3 separate regions of the Mus musculus genome follow, and all the other regions are linked to region 3. The links are chromatin loops, found by intact Hi-C in ENCODE. Cell type or tissue: left cerebral cortex. All regions are shown on one strand.

What was found. Peaks named below come from ENCODE experiments on the same cell type or tissue, not always from the same donor. Only the 100,000 strongest peaks of a DNase experiment are listed, where the experiment ranks them.
Region 1: a loop joins it to region 3, with 4 times the contacts of the local background. A loop is called at or near these places in 17 of 42 quality-filtered maps.
Region 2: it touches region 3 in a loop (2.9-fold over the local background); 10 of 42 quality-filtered maps call a loop at or near these places.

The regions. Positions count from the first base shown.
Region 1 is chr12:26,319,584-26,327,583 of GRCm38, reverse strand. It overlaps Rnf144a (ring finger protein 144A), which reads left to right. Exons shown (of 10, transcript NM_001081977.2): 5 at 1-81; 6 at 246-306; 7 at 6,425-6,632. Among named protein-coding and RNA genes, the nearest start is that of 4930549C15Rik, 23 kb to the left of the region's middle. In left cerebral cortex, no CTCF peak of the experiment used is centred here; DNase peaks (open chromatin) are centred at 3,450 and 3,675; H3K27ac peaks cover 674 bases.
Region 2 is chr12:26,341,734-26,349,733 of GRCm38, reverse strand. The region is part of intron 3 of Rnf144a (ring finger protein 144A); the gene reads left to right. It overlaps 4930549C15Rik (RIKEN cDNA 4930549C15 gene), which reads right to left and starts at 3,024. Exons shown (of 5, transcript NR_130981.1): 1 at 2,824-3,024. In left cerebral cortex, no CTCF peak of the experiment used is centred here; a DNase peak (open chromatin) is centred at 4,683.
Region 3 is chr12:26,412,203-26,420,202 of GRCm38, reverse strand. Rnf144a (ring finger protein 144A) reads left to right here and starts at 4,941. Exons shown (of 10, transcript NM_001081977.2): 1 at 4,941-5,102. Mir6538 (microRNA 6538) reads left to right here and starts at 5,193; the gene lies at 5,193-5,302. In left cerebral cortex, CTCF peaks have their summits at 4,669 and 4,874 (motif pointing right); DNase peaks (open chromatin) are centred at 5,606, 6,032, 7,159, 7,628 and 3 more places; H3K4me3 peaks cover 3,045 bases; H3K27ac peaks cover 2,553 bases.

The DNA.
Region 1 (8,000 bases), 93 kb after region 3:
TTGATCAAAGAAGGGCTAGAAACTGCAATTAGCTGCCCGGATGCTGCCTGTCCCAAACAGGGCCACCTTCAGGAGAATGAGGTACATTCAGGGAGGGAGCACATGGTTTGGTTGTCTGTGTCTGCTTGGCTGTGTCTGGCTTATCAGGATGCTGTGTTCTTCTGCTTGGCCTGATGTTGTATTATGTTCTAGACCTCTCAGTATCACCATCATTACCTGAAGTCTTATTTTTTTTCCCCTTTCAGATTGAGTGTATGGTTGCCGCAGAAATAATGCAGAGATATAAAAAGCTACAATTTGAAAGAGGTAGGTGGCCTGCTGTGTATCCGCCTTTGAATCCTACAACAGAAGGTGGATAACTTTTATGAAGCCTTCTTTTGGGAGAGATGAGTGAACCTGATTTGGTGGGAGTGAAATATTGCACCTCTGGGATAATGTTGGTGTGAAATCCTCTGAGATGCTCAGAGTCTGGTGGCCTGGGTATGTGATCTATTTGGCACCAGGAGGGACCTGGGAGACACTGTGTATATACAGGGATTGGGGCTTCGTGGTGGCTTAAAGAGATCCCTGGTTCACGTTGTTCTTCAGCCAGGCTTGGGTTTATTGGTTTTGGAAACTTTTAGATTTCTCCTGCATTGAAAAAACCCAAAGGCCTGGGAGGAGGTCCCCAAGCTGGGTACTCCTTGCAGGTACCACTGTAGAACACTGAATCTACATTCAACCTGCTCTGTCCCACTGCGCCTTGCAGGCTTAGCTAGCTGTGCTCATGAGTAAATGAGTCTTGGTCCTCAGTGAGTATCACAGGCCTGATATACCAAGGTCCACGGTGCCCTTCCCTATGGCTATTGGGTGACTTCCCTGGTTTCTAAATTCCAGTAGGAGTCTGGCCACACACTCATCTCTGAGGGCCAACTCCTCCCCTTCTGCTGGGCCCTTCACAGACCTTCCTACTAGATGCAGTCTTGGTGAAGACAGAGAAATAGGTGTGTGGAGTGGAATGAGAGGAGGACTAACTTTGATGGTTACATTGCTAAGCTTGAGACATGTTGGATGCCTGGGGAACTTTCCATCTTTGCTCTCTCAGGTGTTCTGCACTCATGAAATGGTATTTGAAAGAACCTACAGAACCCTTTTCCTCCGATTTCAGAGACTTGAGGTCCCCTGCAAAGAGCAGATCAGAGACTGCGATGCAGGTGGCTTCTGCTGCAGAGCCTCTGTGAAGGCATCCAGTAACTGCTCTGATTGACAGTGCAGTGGAAGCTCCTGTGACCATATCCCCTCTCCCTAGACACTGTGAGCCTGTACCAGAGGTCTCCTTCTGAGCCACATCCCAAGGTGATGTGCTTACATGGAAATGCAAAATTCGGAGCAGGATACACCTGTGACAAGGGGCTGTGGACACTCCAGGGTATCAAGCTTAAAAAGAAAATAGGAGAAATGCTAAAGATAATCTCCAATTTTCTTAAAATATAATATACGCACACTTTTATGTATACCTGTATTTTATATGTACATGTGTACATATGGACAACTTCAAAGATCAACCAGGGCAGTGGAGAGAAGGCTCAAAGGTTCAGAACACTTATAGCTGTTTTTCAACAGGACTCTGCTTAGGTTCCCAGCATCCGGGTGGTGGCTTGCAATCATGTATAACTCCAGTGCAAGGTCTGACACCCTTTCTCTGGCCTCTGTGAGCACCACATGCATGAGGGCCATATACATCCATGCAGACAAACATACAAGCTACATACATGCTCATAAAATTAGATGAAATAAAATTCTCAACAGGTCAATAAGGATCTTTAATGGCTTCAGAATTTGCTGTCCATGGTTTGTTTCTTTAGATGGCGCCCATCATTCTCTTTGGGACAGCTTACCGTAAATATACTGTCATGCAGCATTAAAGACAGAATGAGGGGCTGTAAAATTGATTCATTTGGATCTCTGAGAATCTCAGACTCTTTTCAACTCATTTTCAGAGGATCTTAACAGAAACTGGAGGTCATTTAGATCCCAGGGAGATGAACTTTCTGTGACATGAGGTTTAATTCCAAAGTGAAGCTTGGTAGATTTTCCTATCAAATAATTTTAAGCTTTCTTTTCCCTCCCAGTACTTTGGCTGAGTCTAAAAGTTTCTGGCTCTTGAATAAGAAATGAATCACCTTAACTAAGGTTAGAAAAATACTGAAAACTCTCACTAGAAAACATTTCAGCAGCCTTACATCGAGTGATATTTAGAGAGGATTTGGACTTAATACCACAGAAGTGCTGGCCAGATGGCCTTGTGGGACCTAAGACACACCTGTCTGCTCCAGCCAGCACCTTGGACTAACCTAGAGCTGTGATCTCAAAGCCAACTTTGACTTGCTTCATTCCTTCAAAATTTAGTCAGTGGAGGACACCTTAGGAAGAAACTCATTTAGATGATTTTCTAACAGGTAGTTACAGAGAAGTCCTAGAGTTCGTTTTAGCTGCAAAAGGTTCTTTACTTAGGCCCCTGCCACACATACAGCCAGGTGTCTTGACTGACCTCTCCCCTGAAGTCTTTGACCATCTGGAGGCACCGAGGGTTCTTAGTTACTGCTTCTGCTTTCTGGAACCTTCTCTCCCACTCGGCCTATTACTCTGATACCTGGATGAGGAAAGGCTCTGGAGAGATGTCCATGAAGCATTCTCTTGTGCATGCCTGCCCTGCAGTGTCTGTCTGTGTGCCATGGAAGGCTACATGCATTTCTTCCCATGTCTGTCTGGAAGCACGCTGTATCTCAACTACACCATCTTGTTTACTAAAAGAAAACCCTTTTCAGAATGATTAATAAAAGGACCAGGTATGTTTCCATTCCCTACCAAGAGTCCTCAATTTGCTCTGTCTTCCCAGCATGGGTTTACTCACCACCACAGACAAGGACCAGGGCTCTGGGCAGATGGAACAACACGGCAACAGGGAACACATGAGGCTGTGTTGGGTACTAGTCCCTCAGGATACTTTAGCCTACCATCTGTCTTTAAAATGTAAACCACCTTTGTAAACAGTGGTTGGACTCTGCTTCACTGAAGGTCCATAGGAAATCTGTGTTAACCCCAGCCTCCTCAAGAACACCTCTGCATGACTAGTATGCCTCTGGCAGAGTAGAGTTCTGACTTGATGCTTTTGCTTCCCTAGAAGGTATAGTTTGCTACATGTAAACATATCTTATGAACATGCATGCACGTATACAGTAGATATAATCCACTATGTGAGATGTAGCACGGATCATGTGTTATTAATAGACGCTGGCGTCAGGAAAGCTGAGGGACACATCTCTATGTTCTGAGAGAAACACAAGAATGCTGCTTTCTGTGGGCTTTGTTATGGATGCCCCTTGCTTGTGTGCACAGCTGGCAGAACTGAGCAGTGAGAAGGACAATGAGCATATTAATAGATTCCTGCCAGGGGTTGGAGCTGCTGCATAGCCAGGCGTGATGGGCCTCAGCAGAAGGTGGATGCTTGTAGTCCACTTAGAGACAAATCACTTCACCTTGTCTGCTGGGAATCTTTCCGTGGTGATAGGTAGGGTCATATCATTGCCCTGAGTAAAACAGTCATGTTCTTGGAGTTGTTACCATGGAAACCTTCCCTAGGCCTCATTTCCATGCCACAGCAGAGTGGGGCCTTCTGTGATAAAGGAACAAGGTAGACTCACTTACTGTTGTCAAGGGTGATAGCACATGTCAGGAAGTGTGTGAAGAGAACCCTACCCCAACTAATGTCTGGGGCTTCCAGAGCAGAGGGAAAGTCAGCAGGCAAGAGGCAGGACATAAGGACTCCAAGGGTCTGAGACAGAAAGCCTACTCCAGCAAGGTTCACCTACAGAATGAGTAAGCATAAGGCCAGAAGCCTATGGTCATTCACACATTCAGCATGCCAAGTGCCCATGTCTCCCTCTCCCCAGAACATCATTCAGTAGCTATGCAGATGGAGTATGAATATCTGGTGTGGGGCCAGGCTAACTCCCCCAACATGTGTACGTAGAGAGGTGAATTTGAAAGTTGGTGTGTGTGGAAGGGGAAGGGCTGCTAGAAGAGAGAATGCTGGGGGTCCTTGGGCTGTGGGTGCTCGCTGGGGATTTCTCTCAGCACATATCTGAGGGCTGTGAAGTTTCAAGGAGCTTTCAACACCTCAAGCTTCCTGGGCAACACTTCTCCAGTTCTATATGTATTTACATGTTTACTGGCCATAACCTTTCTTCAGATAGCAAACGTTGACACCCAAGTTGGACAGTAGCTACTGTTTGTTTGTTGAGTGTCAGGAGCACCTCAAATGTTTTACAGTATTGTATGAAGTCCAGTCAATGTGGAGTGCAGTTCTCAGTTCTAGAGTGTCACATACATCGTCTCAGGCCCTTGCTGTCATAGCAACAAGATCCCTTTATGCTTTTGATGAACACTTCTTAATAAATAAAGAGTAGTTAGTAACCTTGGGTTAAGAGTCCGCCAGCCATGTCTGGTAGGCCAGCCCATCTCCAGCTCCCAGCTGCTATAATTAAGGTTTCCCCAGAACCTTCATTTGTAGGTTGGTTTGTCTGCTCTTAACCCAGCAGCAAACAAAGCAGATGTCATAGAAAACCAAAAATCACATGGTCTATAACAATGTAAATAATCCCTACCTTGCCCCTTACAGAGCTTGGCCTGCCTTCACACAAGTAGATACGACCATTGCTGATCTCACACCTGACAGGCTTGCTCCTCCAACACTGATCAGAATGGTCCTCTATAATTGGAGCAACATGAAACCCACAGAAAGGCACACACATGTGTATGAGGTCAGGACTCTGCAGTGTGAGGCCCTGTAAGTGAGGGCTTATTTGGCTCAGTTGGAAGTTATACATTCATTCTATAAGTTATATAAGTAGGGAAACCATGGTGGCAGGAACGTGGGGTAGCTGGTCACATTGCATCCTCAGCCAGGAAGCAGAAAGTACTGAATAACTCTTCTTAGCTTGATTGCTCCTTTTTATCCAGTCCAGGGCTCCAGTCTGTGGAATTGTGTTGCCAGAGGCTTGTATCGTAGGTGATCAACTCTCCTCTGTAGTTGACAGTCAATGATGATCATTACAGCCCTCTGCACCCTCAGTCTGCTGGGTGTCCCATTAGGTGGAACGCCTGCCTTTGGACTGGCTGAACTACAACCATGTCAGGCTACCGGGCACAGGACCGGGGGTTTGCAAGCAAGCACGTTCTCTCAGCAAAAGTCACTGCTCCCCAGATTGCTTCTCAAGAACAGCCTGAGTGCAAAGCTGAGGGCAAGCAGCTTGTGCAGGTTTGTGGAGATGGTCCTGTAATTCGATGGCCTGCCATGGTCCCGGCTATTAGCCTCCTGTTTGTGTCTCCTACCACACCTGGTGAAAGTTCAAAGTCCACTAGAGAAGAGGGAAATGGAGATGGCCTGCTGGCTCACTATGGAGGGAGGGCAGCTCAGGACGAATTATAAATGCAGGGTTTGGACCAAGATGTGAAGGAGGGGGAGTGCCACCATATCCTGTTTTTAAACTAAATTCCCTGACCAACCCCATCAAGTCAGGCTTTGCAGTAACTTGGGCTTATTCAGCATAGAAGACAAATTTCTAGTTTTACCCAGTAGTTAGGGGGTCAGGCTTGGCAAGAGAATCTGCCTTGGGTATGTGAACCATCCTAGTAGAAGACTAATTGAGAACAAAATTAGACACCTAGGTCTGGAAATGTCATTGCAAAAACCACGGTTTTGTATGCCTCCCTAAAATGTAGTAAGGCAAGAAGACTAATGCAATACCAACTACCTTCCTTCCTTCCTTCCTTCCTTCCTTCCTTCCTTCCTTCCTTCCTTCCTTCCTTCCTCCCTCCCTCCCTCCCTCCCTCCCTCCCTCATCCCTCCCTCCCTCCCTCCTTCTCTTCCTTCCTTCTTTCTTTCCTTCTTTTCACCATTCAACAACTATTTGCAACTGACTATGTACACCCCTGGCACTGGGTGGTAAAAGAAAAGGTTCTCACCTGACTCCAGGAAATGTGGACTGCTTGTGGTGGGGGAACCAGTGGGCAGGTTGCAGACAAAGATCTGGTAATGTTGACGCTCAGGGGAGCTGGGCTGGGCTAGTATTTCTCCAGAAAGTAATGGAACTGGAGGTTAAGATGGCAGCTGAAGGAGCCCTGGGCACACCAGGTACTAGAGTAAAAAGCTGCAAGGGGTTTGCAAGGAGTTGGATGAACACAGGAGCAGTAAAGGAGCAATTGTCTGGGGGGTGTCTGGCTGGGTCACCTAGATGCCCTGCATTCTGACTGCATGGGCAGGCCCCAGAGGGTCTCCATGCTCACCCTCCCTGGTGCCCATGACATCCTGAATCCATGCTCACCCTCTGCGATGCCCATGGCATCCTGAATCTGATTTTTGCCTTCTGTCTCATTGTGCTAGAGGTGCTCTTTGACCCTTGTCGGACGTGGTGCCCAGCATCCACCTGCCAGGCCGTGTGCCAACTCCAGGACATAGGGCTGCAGACCCCGCAGCTGGTACAGTGCAAAGCCTGTGACATGGAATTCTGCTCTGCTTGCAAAGCCCGCTGGCACCCTGGCCAAGGCTGCCCAGAGACCATGCCCATCACATTCCTTCCCGGAGAGACCAGGTACTGTATAGGAGCCATGTATGGTACAAAGAATGGGCTTGGAGCTGAGGGCTGGGGACTGGGAGTGGGGGCCAGCAGAAGAAGTAGGCTGCCTTCCTGAAAGTATCACTTGAGAACATGTGGCTATAAATACTTTGAACTCAGAAAACACCCTACCTCCTAAAGTAAGACACAAGACCCTGGATATATAAAGATGTCTAAGAACCACCCTCCCTGAGTGAAATGATAGAACCACACTGGACTGCGCACCCAGATTAATTCCTCTGGAACCTGCAAGTTTTCCACAGCTACCCTCTGTTGAAGGTGGTCTGAAATGGGAGTGCAGGAGTAAGACCACTAAGCATAGTAGGCGCTGGGGACAAGCAAGGTCACTAGTACGTCCACAGGTACCTGAAGCCAAGAGCCCCACGTCTTTCTAAAATGCTGAGTCTATTGGAATATGGCAAAAGACTGCTGTATTTCTTTCCTCTTGCTTCTCCTAGTCAGATAGCCCAGCTCTTTTCCCAGGTGGACTTTATGGATGAATTGAATAGAGTGAACCATAACCAACTGGTTATATCAGGGGTATTTCCCCACAATAAAATGTGTGCTATCATGTAGCTCAGCTGGGCAAAGTGGCTGTGGTCCTGGTGATCACACACTCGTGGCTGCTCACCCCCTACCCAAATGGGGTCCTCCCCACCTGGTCCCTGATTTCTTTTGTTTTCCCATCCTCAGGAAGGTACCTCAGCCATGCCCCAGCCACAGATCCTCTGTTGCTCTCCCAGCATAGCACTGTCCTCTCTCCCTTGGTCTCTAGGTCTTCAGGTCCACCATGTTCCTCCTCACCACCCTTTGCATGGGTTCCCTACCCATTCTGTCATCTTTTTCCCCAGGGTAGTATTGGTGACTACATCCTGTGTTTCCCTACTGCAGCTTAGATGCATTGATCACCGTCCAGGACTTACTGTGTTGTAGGTCACATCTTCCCATGACTGACTGATGCTTCTGCTGTTAGGGGATCCTGCATGCTTGACATTTGACCTGGCATACATCAGGCATTTGATACCAGCATTTGATTTAGATGTAGGGTCGTAGAAACTTCTAGACTCTAAGAAGAAACGTACTTGCTTGGCTTGATTAAAAGTGGTCAATAGAGGTTTTTTAGGGAGAGGCGAGCAGAAGCAGATAAGCATCTACCAGGAGAATGGTCCAGTGTTTTGTCTCTAAGTGTAATCCTTAGAAAGTGAGTGAGTGAGTCCTGCCTCTGAACAGGAAGGACAGGAGTGAGGAGCCTTCCTAGTAGGCCTGAGGAGGTTGCCAGCCCATGCATTTTTCTAATTATAAAACTTTACCAGAGCTGGAAATGAGACTGCCTGCCTATCATGC
Region 2 (8,000 bases), 70 kb after region 3:
GCAGCAGCAATAGTGTAATGTTTTGGAAGTCTCTTGGGCTACTCTTACCAACAACTCAAGAAGGCTTCTCATGCCTGGTGTTGGTGGTTTAATGATTTGTGCTCTTGGAGGGAACATAATCATCAAGGATCAGTAATTTTAATTTAAACTATGTGTAAATATTTATATACACACGTGTTATAGGGTTTTTTTAAGGTAAACAGTGAACTGTTATGATTCTTTATGACATTTTCAGACATTCTACTGGTATTTTACATTCCTCCCATCTTCTGTATTTCTCTCCCTCTCCCCTCTCTAATTATGGCTTCCTGTATTTTCCTTACATTTGGTTTGTTGAGTATAATTTTTTTAGGCTGTTCATTTGGTGGTATTTCTTTTTCCTTCAATTATTTTGTAGATAGTTTTGCTGGGTACATTAGTCTAGGCTGGGTGTCATAGTATTTTAGGACTTGAAAGGTATTTTTTGGCTTTATAGAGAAATCACCTGTTACTGTGATGGGTTTTTCTTTATATGGTACTTGTATTTTTTTCTCTTGTAGCTTTCAATACTGTACTGACTAGTTTACGTCAATTTGACACAAGCTAGAGTCATTAGTGAAAAGGGAGCCTCAATTAAACATGTCTTCATAAGACCACACTACAGGCAAACCTGTAGAACATTTTCTTAATTAGTGATTGATATGGGAGAGCCCAGCCCATTGTGGGTGGTGCTATCCCTGGGCTGGTGGTCCTGGTTCTATAAGAAAGTAGTCTGAGCAAGCCAGGGGGAACAAGCCAGTTGCAGCACCTTTCCATGGCCTCTGCATCGGCTCTTTCTTCCAAGTTCCTGTCCTGTTTGAGTTTCTGTCCTGACTTTCTTTGATGATGAAAGGTGCTGGGGAAGTATAAGCCAAATAAATCATTTCCTCCCCAAGTTGTGTTTGGTCATGGTGTTTCATCAGAGCAACAACAACTCTAACTAGGACAAATATACTTTCTTCCATTCTGTATAAAAAAGTGTTTTAAGTGATATATCATGGGGATTTTCTTCTCTGGTGTTATCTGTTTGGTGTTCTGTGTCCTTTTTGTATCTGTATGGCTGTCTGTGTCTTCCCTTAGTCTAGGAAAGTTTTCTTCTGTGATCTTTTTGAAGATCTGGTCTATGCCATTGACTGAAGATTTTTCTCCCTCATGTCTGTCTCTCTCTCGCTCTATCTCTCTCTCTCTAATTTTATATATTCAATGTTTCTTTCTTCTTACTGAATTCCATTCTCAAGACGTCTTTGTCCTATTTATTTTTTAGCTTTATGGATTTTTTCTGGGGATGTGGTGCATGTGATTGGAGAGAACGTAGATGTTATTTTTCCTTAATTTTATTGAGTTTGTGTCTTTAACCTCCTTGAATTCTTTGATGAGATTTATTATTGTACTTTTAAAATTGTGTATCCTGAGGTTTATCTAGATAATTTTCACTGGCTGGGGACACGCTATAGTGATCCACTCTTTCCAGCCATGTGCCACCATCTCCAATTGGTCTGTTTACATTTTGAATATACAAGTGGATCAGAATTTCCATGGTTTAATCTGCCCTGAAATCACTCTCATAGATGCATTCAGAGGTGTGTTTTCCTAATCTGTGAGTTTCTCAATCTTTGGATCTGAAGCAAGATCAGCCACTCTGAAACTTCTTCAAGATGGTCTGCTGGAGCCTCAGGTTGATATTGAACATTTCCCCAAAGATGGTCTCAGCAGAATTTCTCCTATGTGTGTCTGTGACTTTGTTTTTGGTTGTTTGTTTGATTGTTTTCACCTGTGGGCAGCAAGAGCTCTGGAAACAATTTGGACAACCATGTGGACATTTCTTTCTGTGGTGCTGATGATGTAATTGTGAATCTCTGAGCACTCAAGTGGAGGGGAAGTATGGGGTGAAAAGCTGTGAAGCCACCCTGCCTACGGTTCTGTGTCTGTGTATCAGTCTATACCCCATCCAGCCCCCTACACATCTCAGTGTTCAGTCATGACTGCTGTTCCTGTCCTAGAGTTCCTAATGCCTGGCCTGCACTCTCATCTGGACAGGTGTGTATTAAAGGTGTGAACCCCTAAAGCTTCTGTGAAGCTCCCTGACACCTGCTGATCTTTGAGTGAGTGGTCTCTGTCCAACCCCCCCGCCCCCCCCCAGCCATGTTACAAGATAGACAAGTAGTAGGCTCCCTCTTTGTCCTTTGCTCCGCTGTCTGCCTGGTCCTCCTATGGCAACATCTTAATTTAGGAATGGCCTTTATGGTGCAAAGCCATATTGCTGAGCTGTCTTCCTATAGAAAGGAATTCATGACCCAATTGATCCCCAACATAGGGCCTTCTTAGATTTATCATATATTACTTATTTAGCATGTCAAACCCTTAATGAATGAGGTCATTATGAATTCACTGGGATGTCTGTAAACTTTCTTTAGGTATTTTTTAGAATTTAGTAGTATCTTGGGAAAACCTTAGCTTAAAATGTCATCCTTTTCTTTTGAGCCTACATTTCCTGGGGGTGAGGAGGCTTTTAAAAATAAAATTCACTGGTGAGACTTAGGTTGGGATTTGTAGGTTTGGATTTAGAGGTAGGAAAAGGTCACAGGTAGACCAGAGAGTGCCTCAACACGCACGCGCACACACACACAAACACACACACACACACACACACACACACACACACACACACACATGAACATGTACAAACATACACAGAGCTCCTCTGGTGACATACTGGCTCTTTATGGTCAACAAGCTTATGCATTCCTCACTAAAACTTTTACTTTGATCAGACTTCCTTTATTTTTACCCAGAATTCCACCTTACCTTCCAAGATCAGTGTCATACATATTTGGATGATTTCAAGAAAATTTGAATCCTGGCAATCTTGAGGATCGTTGTCCAGCATTCTTTAGGACATTCCTGAATCACTATTTGCCTGCTATTCTTCCCACCATAAGACTGGGTGTTGCAGGTTTATGGAGTAGACCACAGCCTGAAGTGTCAATCTCACCCAGCCTAGTCAAGGGTGCACACTGTCACCCGGCCTGACTACTGTGACACCCACAGTGTGCCTCCACCAGACACAGTGTGACATCACCCTGGCAGCCTCCTCTCTCTGCACCTGGACAGACAGTCCCTGTGTGCAGCCCACCCTAGAGTCTGAGTTGGGCTCCATCTCCCCGGGGGAAGTAGCTACAGAGGCCAGCAGAACTTTCTCACACAAGATATGTGTCTTTTCTCTTTTTTATTTTGAGACAGAGTTTCCCTGTGTAGCCAAGCCTATTCTGGAAGTCACTGCCCTCCTGACTCTGCTTCCAGAACACTGGCATTGCTGGTGCAAACTCTTGTGACTAGCTTGAAATTTGTGTCAAGTTCCAGTCAGTTACTTAACTGTTCAATCTCTTTTGTTTTTTTGTTTTGTTTCTTGATGGGCGCAAGGGCAGTGCTTTTGTATTTGGGGGTCACAGTGCATACCCTGCTCAGGGTATTCAGATCGTGGCACAATCTCTCAACTTGTGGGTGTCTTTGCACACTGCCAATGAGAGTGGATTGCTTTGAGCATATCCTTGCTCTGTGGGATGTGGGGTTTTCCGTGCTCCTCAAGAACCCTAATTGACCCTGCTAGAATCAGCCATTTGTCTTGTGCGTTCTGGTTCCTTAAACTGGAGCACTTTATTGGACTGATGATCTGGGCATGGCATGCATTCTATGCAGAGTCCATGCCTTCTGCGTCCTCGCAGCTGACGTGCAAGGAAGGCGCATGTGCACACATACTAACCAGTGTGTGTACCAGCACACTGCTGAGCTGTGTTTTCCATCTGCATCTATAGTATTCTAAGCATGGGTTCCTACTTAAACCTCCAGTGCTATTCTCTTATCCCAGGAGTTCTAGTGTCTTTGCCTCAATTAGATTAGCTTCAGCCTCCTACCCACAGGGATGCCTTGAAGTCAGTGCAGAGAAAGTATTGCTATTTATGTTAAGCATGGAAAAGTGATGACTGAGAAGGATTATCAGGTGTCTTGAGTAGCCACAGGCTTGTGGGCTCACATGCAGCGGCCACAGGGGACTATGGGGTATCCTGATATTATCCTGATCTGTCATTCCCCATCCCATTCCCTTGAGTCAGAGTCTCTTACTGAAGCAAGAGTTCCTCATTTTATGACCAGGATGGTTACCAGGGAAGCTAAGTTTCCATTTTGGGGTTCTTAGCCTCATTAATAAGATAAATTAGTAATGGACTCAAGAGGAAGCAAAGGACAATGTTATTAGACTTTAAGAAAAGATTCTGGGAAAAGAGACTGAGAGAAAGTATTGCTATTTATGTTAAGCATGGAAAAGAATCATCTTATTAAGGAAAAAAGAAACATGTCAGGTGGTGGTGGCACACACCTTTAATCCCAGCTCTTAGGATGCAGAAGGGTGGATCTCTGAACTCCAGACCAGCCTGGTCTACAGAGCTAGCTCCACGACAGACAGGACTACACAGAGAAACTGTCTAGAAACCAAACAAAACACAAAGAAAGAAAAAAGCACCCCTAAGAATGGGTTTCCCTAGTGAGCAAAGAAAAGTATCCCCTAAGTATCCAGCCTGGTGGCAGTATATTGTCTTTTGTACTCCTCCCCCACCCTTAGTAGGTCAGGCATGCTCTGTTCTTTAGAAGATGCCACTAAAAGGAAGGGCTTCTGCTCTGCAAGCTGGCTTCTTTCACACATTAGAATTTATGTAGCTGTTTTAGTTCCTGCTTTTCTAACAGAGGCTGGCTGTAAGCCCCAGTGTACCCCCAGCATCAATGCTGGGGTTACAGGTGAACACAGCCTTTTACATAGGTGTTGGGGATTCCATTCCCGAATCCTCACACACATGCTCTTACCCACTGAGCCATCTCCACAGCTCCCATTGTCTCTTCTATCTTTGATTATTATAATTATGGACTACCTGCCCATGGATGTCTAGAAGGATGGATCACAACACTGACCATTGCGTAATCTCACTTGAAGGTAAGGAGAAAAAACTGACAGGTATAATAGACTTCAGAATGGTTGAAAATTCCTCTGCATAATTTAGCTCCGTACCTGGAATCTTGAACCTTTGAGGACCTTGAGTCATGTGGATATGAGTGGGGACTCCAGCATGAAAGGACGCTAACTAGTGTGTAGGCACTGCCTTCTGTGGCTGCATTCCTGAGTTTCTGGTTTAGTAGGTCTGGGTGGGTTGGAAATTGCAAACTAACAGGTTATATTCGTTACCTGTCTTGTTTTTGTTTTTTGTTTTGTTTTGTTTTGTTTTGTTTTGTTTTGTTTTTCGAGACAGGGTTTATCTGTATAGCCCTGGCTGTCCTGGAACTAACTCACTTTGTAGACCAGGCTGACCTCGAACTCAGAAATCCACCTGCTTCTGCCTCCCAAGTGCTGGGATTAAAGGCGTGTGCCACCATGCCCGGCGAGACCTGTCTTGTTTTAACAAAATACCTGACAAAAGCCATTTAAAGAAGAAAGTGTGTCTTTTGGTTCACAGTTTGAGGATGCAACCTTTGATGGTGGTGAAGGCATGGCAAAGGAACCTGAGTCATATTGCATCCACAGTCGGGGAAGCAGGGTGGATGCTGATACTCTGTCCTTTATATCAAGTCCAGAACCAGAGTTCATGGAGTGGTGCTGCTCACAGTTAAGATCTTCCTACCCTATTAACCTAAATTAGTTAATCACTCACAGCCTGCCCAGAGCATGTCTATTAGGGATTGTAGCTCCTGTCAGATGGATCTAACAGGTTATCCAGGACTGTGTCTGCTGCTGCTGCAGTTCCAGAGAGTAAGAGGAAGCGATGGGCCACACAACTGAGAAAAGAGGAGATAGCCAACGACTTTGAGATTTCAGAGGGATTCCATAGATCACTGGGCACAGAAGCTCAGCACAAGAAACTGGAGTTTAGAGAAGAAAGGAGGATGGCAAAGGAGCTTGATTGGGAAGAAACATAGGTAGGACTCTGGAGAGCAGGGGCTTGTTAGAGTTAACTTGGTCATGAGTTGAGGGAAGACAATGATGTCCTTCCCCTCCCTTCCCTAGCTTTGTATTGAAGATGTTTGGGGGGAAGAGCATTGAGATGAGATGATTCTGGCAGATAACCCTGCCAGCTTCCTATTCATGTGCTAAATGTCTTCAATGGTTAGACATTTTCTCTCCTTCAACTTTTTCTTGTCCTTGACTTCAATCCTCTCCTACGAGTGTATAACCCTCTGTGTATCTTCAGTTGGGCTTAATAAATATCTTGCCCCACAAACATTTTGAATTGCTTGACTCATGATTATAGTTGACCAGACGCCCTTAAAATAGTTGGTTGTTTCCCAGGACTTGACATTCACATTAGGAAAACAAAGACCTTTTTTTTTTTTAATAGTGCATTGTGAGTCCCTTAGCAAATCCCTATTGTAAGTCTGCAGCTGTACAGTGCTTGCAGAACCATATTTAGGCCATCCTGTGTGTGTGTGTGTGTGTGTGTGTGTGAGAGAGAGAGAGAGAGAGAGAGAGAGAGAGAGAGAGAGAGAGAGAGAGAGAAGGCCCTGGTGGACTCTCACACAATATAGACATTTTTCTTCCATGTCTTGTTGTTGTTGTCATTGTTGGAAGCATAGTTTTGGCCATAGTTAAAACACTATGTACTTCATAAGAAACAGAATACAGAAGTGGCAAATGAAATGCGAATCTGTCCTGCTTTTGAAGTTGCTTGTGGTGAAGGGCAGGTGCAGAGTGGGGACAGAGGTAAGGGCAGGGGCTGACTCATTGTCTAGGGGGTCAAGCGGAAAGCATGGAAGGGGAGAAAGGAAGCCATACAGGTCAAATCCTCCAGCTGCTCCAAGGGAGACTGTAAACAGGAAGGGGAGTGGGGTGCTGAAGTTGGGGGGAGACAAGTCTTGGGAATGAGTAAGATGGGACAGAGCAGTGGCCTGAGACAGAGGCTGTTGAGGAAGCAGGAAATTGCTCTTGCACAGGCCAGAGCCTATGGAGAGTGTTTGAGGACTCAGGACTGTGTGGATTCAGTTAAGCCCGACTTTTCTGCACTGTGTAACCCACTATAGGCTGCTGTCCCATCTTTGGCCATCTTGAACAGCTCATAACCAAACAAGGTTTTGGTGTCTACATCTTACAAAAGTCCCCGCTGTTGTACTGGATGTTCTGGAAGTTGCTTTGGGCCTATCTCTGCCCTGCAGATGTCTTTTCTTCCCCTTGCAGCCTTAATGGGGTTGTTTAGCAAGTTCTCTCACCTGACAGGTTTTAATGACTCTTGCTTACCAAGCTGGCATCATCTGCCTTCAACCTCTGCAATTCAGCATGTGCAGTGACTGTCCATGGGTTTTACAGAGAGAAACAGTTGATGGTTCCCTTGGCCTTCCAACATTACCTAACTATGTGGCAGATTATTGAAACCAGCCCCATTGGATCCCTTCCTCCTATCCCTGGCACAGTGCCCTGCAAACTACCGACCCCGTGTCTGTATGACATCATCAGCAACAACTGTTCCCCATATTCTACCCTCCAGGATCAAGAAATCACTTAGCAGAGACAGCTCCCTGGGGACGTTTCCAATCTTGAGTTTGAAGCCCTATCAGCCTTCGGCTTGACTGAGTGTCTTTAGGCTTGTGAACCCTTTAGGACTAGTAACCATTTTCAACCGAAATATAGTCACTTTGTAGAGTGTAATGTATATATTTGACAAAAATTAGAGATATAAACAGGAAAAGATGCATAGAACTATCAACCAACCAGCCAACCAGCAAACCATGGCCTTGTTCTTAGGACCTTAAAAACCCATGTTGGGGTTCATTGTCATTTGGATAATAAATTTGGAGTTATATGGATATGCCCTGTATGAGCACACAGGAGCAAGTTGTTTCACCTGACATGTGTTAATGACTCTTGCTTACCAAGCTAGCATTATCTCTCTTGTCACTCTGCAATTCCTCATGTGCAGGGACTGTACAGGGTAGCAGAATGCTAGTGTCCC
Region 3 (8,000 bases):
ATTCTGTGCATTATCTACACATATACTATAGAATAAAAGTCCATATGTATCTATGTAAGTGTATCATTTAGAGGTCCAAGATCTAGTGGGTACATTGGAATTGGTACCTGTGATTATAAAGAACAAGACTCCCATGGTCTTCTACAGGCCAGCAAGATACCTTAGAACAGTGCTTCTCAAATTTCTCCTAATGCTGTAACCCTTAAATACACTTCCTCATGTTGTGGTGACTCCAAACCATAAAATTATTTCATCGCTACTTTAAACTGTACTTTTGCTACTGTTATGAATAGATAATAATGTAAACATCTGATATGCAGGATATCTGATACGCCTTCCTTGTGAAGGAGTCTTTTGACACCTTTGCAGGTTGAGAACTGCCACCTAAGAAGCCACTGGTGAGAGTCAGTCTGAGCCCACAGGCCTGAGAATCAGGATGAAGTTGTATGGATAATGGGGGACAGGCAGAGTGATTCTGGAGTCTTAAGATCAAGAGCCAGGAACTCCTACATGGAAGACAGGAGAGAACCCCATGCCAGCAAAGAGCAAACTGCCCTGTGCTCACTTTCTGTTCTCTTTCTGCCTTCGGTGGGTTGGACCATGCTCCTTGGATGGGCATGTCTACTAGTTCCAGCTAGTCTATGGTTCCAGGGTCAGTCTCTCAGCATTTTCAGACACATGGCTTCATGAACATCCCATAGCCCAGGCAAGTTGACACCTGGTTTGTTATAATCGTGTCTGGATGTCTGAGGTTCAGATATGGATGGGGCTGGCTGCTGAGACAGTGAACAAGTAACTGCTCTAGGCTCTCCCAGTCCTCTGGTAGTTTACCCACCTCATCTTTGATATGTATTATTTTACAGAAGGGCCTCCCACCCCAAACTCACAGTGTTACCAACTGTCTTAGTCGGGGTTTCTATTCCTGCACAAACATCATGACCAAGAAGCAAGTTGGGGAGGAAAGGGTTTATTTGGCTTACACTTCCATGCTGCTGTTCATCACCAAAGAAGTCAGGACTGGAACTCAAGCAGGTCAGGAAGCAGGAGCTGATGTAGAGGCCATGGAGGGATGTTCTTTACTGGCTTGCTTCCCCTGGCTTGCTCAGCTTGCTCTCTTATAGAACCCAAGACTACCAGCCCAAAGATGGCACCACCCACAAGGGGCCTTTCCCCCTTGATCACTAATTGAGGAAATGCCTTACAGTTGGATCTCATGGAGGCATTTCCTCAACTGAAGCTCCTTTCTCTGTGATAACTCCAGCTGTGTCAAGTTGACACAAAACTAGCCAGTACACCAACCCTGTACAAGTGTGTACCTGTGCCCTGATTTCCCTGTTTCCCAAGGAGAATAGTCATAATGGATGAGGTCTCTGGGAATTCTGCCTAGATTGCATCTTAACAAATACCACCTGCAATCACCCTCTTTGCAACATGCCCACACTTTGAGCTACTCATAGTTGGATTTTACACAAACTTCTTCAGGCTCGGGGAAGACACAGATCAGTACACCTACCTGAGTGTGGCTAAACAGCTGCAGTGGAGAAACTGACAATTTACTTGTACCACATTGAATGTCCTCCATTTTGACATTTGGACATTGGTAGACTTTCTTGAGATCTCAAAACAGAAAAAGAGGAAGTCTCTGGTGTAGAAGATGTGGGTGTGGGCAGGAACCCCACCCAGATGGATGGCCTGAGAGTTTTGGTAACCTTCTTCCTTCCTGAGGTTGTGCCCTGGTAGGCTGCTTGTCTCACCTGAGACAGTGCACACTGCAGAAAGTGCCCTTGTTTTCGAGTGACTTCCAGAATGAGATTAATAGGCAGAGACGGGCCACGTGTGGAAGGTTATATCCCATGTCTCCAGAAACACTAAGTCCCTCAGGATCCTGGGTTTCCCTAAAGAGAAGCTTAAAGAGGAAAGACACTCGACTTTGCACTCTTCTCTAGAAACAGAGAATTGGATTTAAATAAAAATTACAACATTACGCTGAGGCAGGAGACTCATGAATTTGAGAGAAGCCTGGGCTAGATTTTGAGTTCCAGTGCATCCTGGCTACAGAGTTAGACTGTCCCTAATGGGGCAGGGGGAACAAAACCAACCAACCAACCAAAAAAACAAAAAAACCCGAAAGGATGTGCATCCTAGACTTAGAGTGTGCAAGTGGGAGTTTAAACAAGTTGCACTATTTTTCTTCTTCTTTTCTTTAACTGTAAGTCACAATTTTAAGTTTCCTTTAATTTTATCAGGGAGAAAATTTCCCAGTGGCTTTGCCTCGTTTCAGTGTCTAGAGCATTTACATGGGTACCAGGACTCGGGCCCACTTTCCCTGGGCCCGCACTTCCCACTGTGGCTGATCATAAGATACATGCCCAGTGAGACAGTGAACCGTACATCCTCAGCACAATAAGGTCCTTCCTAACAGTAAGGTCTTTCAAACAGGCTTGAAGTGACCACCTTGCAGGGGGATAGTCAGTCTTCTTCAGGCAAGAGCTGGACTGAGGAGCCCGGTCAGGGTGGAATGGCTTTGAGAGCCAGGCAGCTTTCTGGAGAGAATGGCATTAGCTGTTGAGAGGCTCAGAGGAGTCAGCTTCATTCATTATTGAGCACTTATTACTCTCCGGCTCTGTGTGGGATCTCACAGAAAGACATCCTGAAGAGCGGTGATCTAAGCTCCAGAGTAAATACCCAACACCGGGAGCATGGTAAGTACCATAATCCACATAAAAACAAGGTAAATAGATCCTGGGTACGGGTGGAGGGTGGAAAGCAACGGCAGATTCGACAGGCTTCATAGATAAACCTGGAAGTGCGCTCGCTGTGTGGTCTGCTGCAAATCTGGATTTCAGTGCCTGTGTAGTGGACTCAGACCATCTCCCCAGGAATAGTTACATAGCATTAGCCAGCCCGTCAGGTCACTGGTGTGACGATGCACAGGTTAGCACGTAAGGTCTGGGAGGTGTCATCTATGCATTTTGATGGGGGTGGATTTTTCACCTACCCACAGAGATTCATAGGCAGTGTGTTACCAGTCCTTTGTGTCATGGACAACACGGGAAGCCTCAGTCAAGCTGCAAGTCTTCCACTTGCTGTGAGCTTCCAGCCCCCCTCCCCCAGCAGACTCTCAATCCTTCATTCATAACTTTGCTCCCCAACCAGGCCTGGGGAGGTGTGAAAACATTTCTCTCAGAGCTCAGGCCTTCAGGCAAAACTATTTCTATCTTTCAGTGAGAGGCCGAAGCAACAAAGTGCTGTTGTTAGGATTCTTCACACTGTGTGCTTTCTTGAACAAAGGCATTTATACAGAGTCTGATGCAAGCCAAAGCTCTAGGAGGCCACGTGTGTCCTTGTTTTGTTTTGGCTTTTGCCTATTGGACATAGGCTCTCACTTATCTAGTCCAGGCTGGCCTTGACTTTGCAATCCTCCTAGCTCAGCCCTCAGAATGCTAGGCTTATTTGTGTGAGGCACGGTATCTATCAAGTGTGTGTCTTTGAAGATTTGAAACATTCAGCCCAGTAACTGGTGATGGTATCGGATGAGGGGCTGGGGAGACAGCTTGGTCACTACAGTGCTTGCCATGCAGGCCTGAGGACCTGAGTTTAATAACCAGCATCCATGTAAGAATACAGATGTGGTGCATGCTCAGCATCCTAGCACTGGATAATGGGGGTTGGGGTAGAGGCAGAAGGTCTCCTGGAACTTGCTGGCCAACAGGTCTGCATGAATTAAAGGGGTTTAGGTTCAGAATATACAGTAGAGAAAAAGAGGTGAACACCCCAGCATTGACTTTTGGCTTGCACTCACATACACATGTATAAACACAAATATGCACCTGGGAATGTAGCAGCAGACGGTAGATGGTACAGAGCTTTTAATCCTGTTTTAATTCTCTAGGGGAAAACTAGAGAAGTTGAGTTAGCAAATGGAGGCTCTCCAGTCCCCCAGCCAAAGAACGCAGTCCACAGCTGTTTGGACCCAAAGTGCTTGAGCAGAACATCTTAGGAGAGAGAGAGAGAGAGAGAGAGAGAGAGAGAGAGAGAGAGAGAGAGAGAGAGAGAGAGAGAGAGAGAGAGAACGCACACAAGTGTGGTGTGTGTGTGTATGTGTGTGTGTGTGTGTGTCTTGGATCCCCCCAAGGGCCTTCCCTAGTTAACTCCCACCTCCTGACATTCCCAGAGCCTCTCAGAAATATCTTTACCAGATGCAGACCAAGCGTTCAGAACACATGCCTGTGGGAACATTTCATTCTAGCCTTAATACATACTCAAAAGGTTCACCCATTTTTGCACGTTTGACATGAACTTCCAGGACCTACCAGAGGGATTGCAAGATAATAACTTATGGGAATTCCCATCCACTGGTGGATCTTAGGCTCTAAGGGAAAGAAACGAAATGCTTTGGCTTGTGCTTCATATATATGCACAGAGCCTCAGCCTCAGGTCCAAGCAGGTTGAGGACTCTTCTCATTCATTTGCATTATCAGAAGTTAGGGTGAAAAGATGATTCTTTCATAGTATTCATGGTAAACTACTCACAGGCAGGATAGCTGTCGGGCAGGTTCTGGCAAGTCCAGAGACTTGCTGTAATTTGCATAGACAGACTACTCTAGAGGGTCCCAGATACTTCACTGAGTGAGATTTCCAGCTTCTGACTGGTAGGGTCGGGATTTTTCACTCGTTTCTTTCTAGCTGTTGGCACTCGTTCTTCTAGTATTGAAAACAGGGGTCCAACTTCAGGAGGACTCATTGCCCCCTTGTCCCGCCACCCCCACCCCCCAACTGATCTGGGCCCTCCCTTTGGCATTGCTGGGGGCTGCTCGCCTGGTCCTGGTGCATGGACATTAAGGCACCTCTGAACGGCAGGGGGCGCTGGCGTGCAAACTGGCTCTGCCTCCCGCGCCCGCGCTTAGTGCGCGCTCGCGCCCCGTCGACCCCGCGCGCAGTTCTCAGGGCGCAGGGCGGGGAGGCATAAAGGGCGCTGCGCTGCGGGGCGGGCTGCACGCGGGAGGCTGACGGGGCAGCGGCACCCGCGAGCCGGCACCGGGCGGGGCCATCACAGCCACGCGCAAAGAGGCCGAGCGGGAGCCCGGACCGCGCGGGACCAGGTGGGTGACGCGCGCGTCCCCTTTGTGTCGGCATCGCCCGAGCGGGCCGCGCGGGATAAGGCTGTGCGGGGCTGGTTTCGGCCCCCTAACCCGTGCTGCCGGGCGGGGACCCCGCGGGCTCCGGGGCGGCGATGGGGACTATGCTCCGGGATTCCGCTGGGTGACGGCCGCGTCCTCCTGGCCGCTTGCACTTGGGGATCGCGCGCCACGGAGAAGTCTCCAGCCGCAGGCGCGGGGTGTGCTTTGCTGGAGTGGCCCGGGTGGGCGGCCGTCTGCAGGCCTTGGGTGGACTCCCGCCGTGACCTGGACATGGGCAGAGCGAGGGCGTGGGGAAGGTCGGGTCCGTTCTGGCCAGTGGCAGTCGCGAGTACCCCGCAGTGCTTAGCCGCGCCTGGCCGTGGGCATGGTCCTCTGCTAGCCTCTGGCCCAGGAGTCTCCGTGTCCCTTGTACCCCTCTTGCCCAAGGAAGTCCCCTCAGGACTCTCGTATCCCGTGCTCCGCATTGCTCCCGGTTTTCTACACCATCCGTGGAGCTCAGAGATTGTATCGCTCCTCCTGCTAAAACTGAAGGCTTCCTGGCCGCCGCCGTTGCGCGGGAAGAGGCGACTTCTTCACCCTAGGCGGGTCTCTGGTGGTCGCACTTAAAGTTTGCTCTAGTTCTTGTTTTGGTCTCTTTTTTTCAGAGAATACTTTAAAGTATACTTATTTTGAACAGTCCTACAGCCTGCTTGGTACAGGGTCAAAGGCCAAGTAACAAGGAGAGCTAGACAAGGCTCTGGGAAACCTTCCCAGGGTTCCTGTGTCCTAGGATTAGAAGGACAGTCCAATCTTGCTTAGGACAGTTCTAGGAAGGAAGGGCCTTCCAGGCGTGGTGTCTGGGAGACAGGTCCTTCTCAATGACCCCGGCCAGGGTAGTAGTTTAGACGGCTAAGAGACGCACATAAACACAGTAGCAGACAGAAGGAAAGGTGGTCAGTGTGCCCTCCGATGAGAGAGCAGAGACAGGGGCCTTTCTAAAGGAGGGATGTGGAATCAGATGACCAGTGGGGCGTAGCCAGGGTGGGGGAAAAAGCACCAGCAAAGGAATGCAGAGTGTGAAGAACCGTTCCCACGGGGTTGCCTCCTTGGCTCCCAAAGAGCCAAAGTTTCGCTCCTCTTCAGCCATACCATTGGTCTGGACTACTTTTTCCAGTGTCTTCCACAGTTTTGCTCTTATTACATTTTAAAGACTGCTAGGGAAGTATATCTGGAGGGGGTTTTGAATTGCAGGTGGAGACTCTGGACTTGGCCTCTGTTGAGTGGGACTCATGGGTGGTCTTGCAGGAGGACTACAAACAGTAAGTACTTCATGCTTCAGGGTGGCTATAGCAGTGTTAAAGGGCCAGGTGCCCCCGGTCGGGTTTTAAGTCAGACACCACCCTTTGCCATACACACCCATTTTACTTTCCAGGGGTCCAACTGACCCTTCTGGGAAAATGGGTGCATCTAATTCAGCATTTTCTGGACCCAGCACAATTTGAATTCTGGAGTTAACATTTTGATATATACACTCCTCTTTAGTTTTTTTCCAAGTGAGTTTTTGTAGGCTCCCTAGCCCAGGCTGGCCTGGAACTAACTCCCTAGGGAGCTGAACATGACCTTAAATTTCTGCAGTTTGCGCCAATGGAGTATTGGAGTGAATGGGACGGACCGCTATAATCAGTTTATGTATAATTGAGGTTTGAACACAGGGCTTTGTGTATATGAATGCTAGGCGAATACTCTCCTGTGCTTCATCTCCAGCCCCTGGACTTCATTTTTCTAAAGATGTTCTAAGTTCTCACGTCAATGCCTCTCACCCCCGTCAAGGGGGAATTACTGAAAGATAAATTCCTGAAAGAAAACACGGGTGAAAAGGAGAGTCCACAGGCCACCAGCCAGCGGAAGCTCTGGACAGTTGCATGTTAGTACTTTACAAGTGTCTTTTAAAACTCCGCTTGCAAGCTTACAGTGCCTGTTTCCAAACTGTTCCTAGACTACGTGGCTTCTCCTGGGGCCTTATTGTGGCTTGAGACTTGGAAAAGATACCACACACTGTTTTCCCAGTGCTGCCCATGTTCAGAGCTAATGCGCTGTCCTGCTTGCAGCCGTAGGGCCCCAAGCCAGGAGCCACGTTGCCTGACTGAGAATGCTGTTTTTTCCACTGTGGTTCCTAACTTGGCCTTGCTGCCTCCTTTTGTTCAAACATCTCCTAGAGGCCTCTTTCTATAGTGGCAAAGAGGGAGAGAGAGAGAGAGAGAGCTGCTGGAGCCTGTCCTGAGCCACCGAGAGGCATGGCTATAGGTGGGTCCTCAGCCCTCCTGTATGACCATGAGGACACTGTAGCTGAAGAGAAGCAATCAGGTGCCCAGACCACATGGTGGATCTGTCCTGAGTATCAGTGACCCTTTCCCTTTTTGCTTCTTGGAATAAGTCAGGGGTGTGAATGCTCTCCTGAGAGCCCATGATCTTTAGCTGACTGGGAGAATGTCTATTTGACTTAGCAGTAGCCCTACCCACGTGGGATGTTCCCATATTGAGACTGTGTGGAGTGGACTCGTCTTTGGAAGGTGGATTGCTGTACTTCTCCTGGGTCTTTGTGGAAGGTGCCTTTCATTCTTTCTAGCCTGGATAAGTTATTTGAGACTAGCCTTCTTTTCTTGGGAGGGTTTCCCAATCGCCGATACACATGGATACTTCTTCTTAATTAGCTGGAGAAATTAATTGAAGCCCTGTTCACACGTCTGCGGGGCATTTGTTCCCAGCCGGGATCCCACCCAGCTGTCTGACCTTGGCAAGCATCTGCTTGCCTGGATGCCTGCAGTTCCCCGGGGATGGCTGTAAAGCATTGGCCCAGATGTTCTCCTAGGTCCAGGAGCA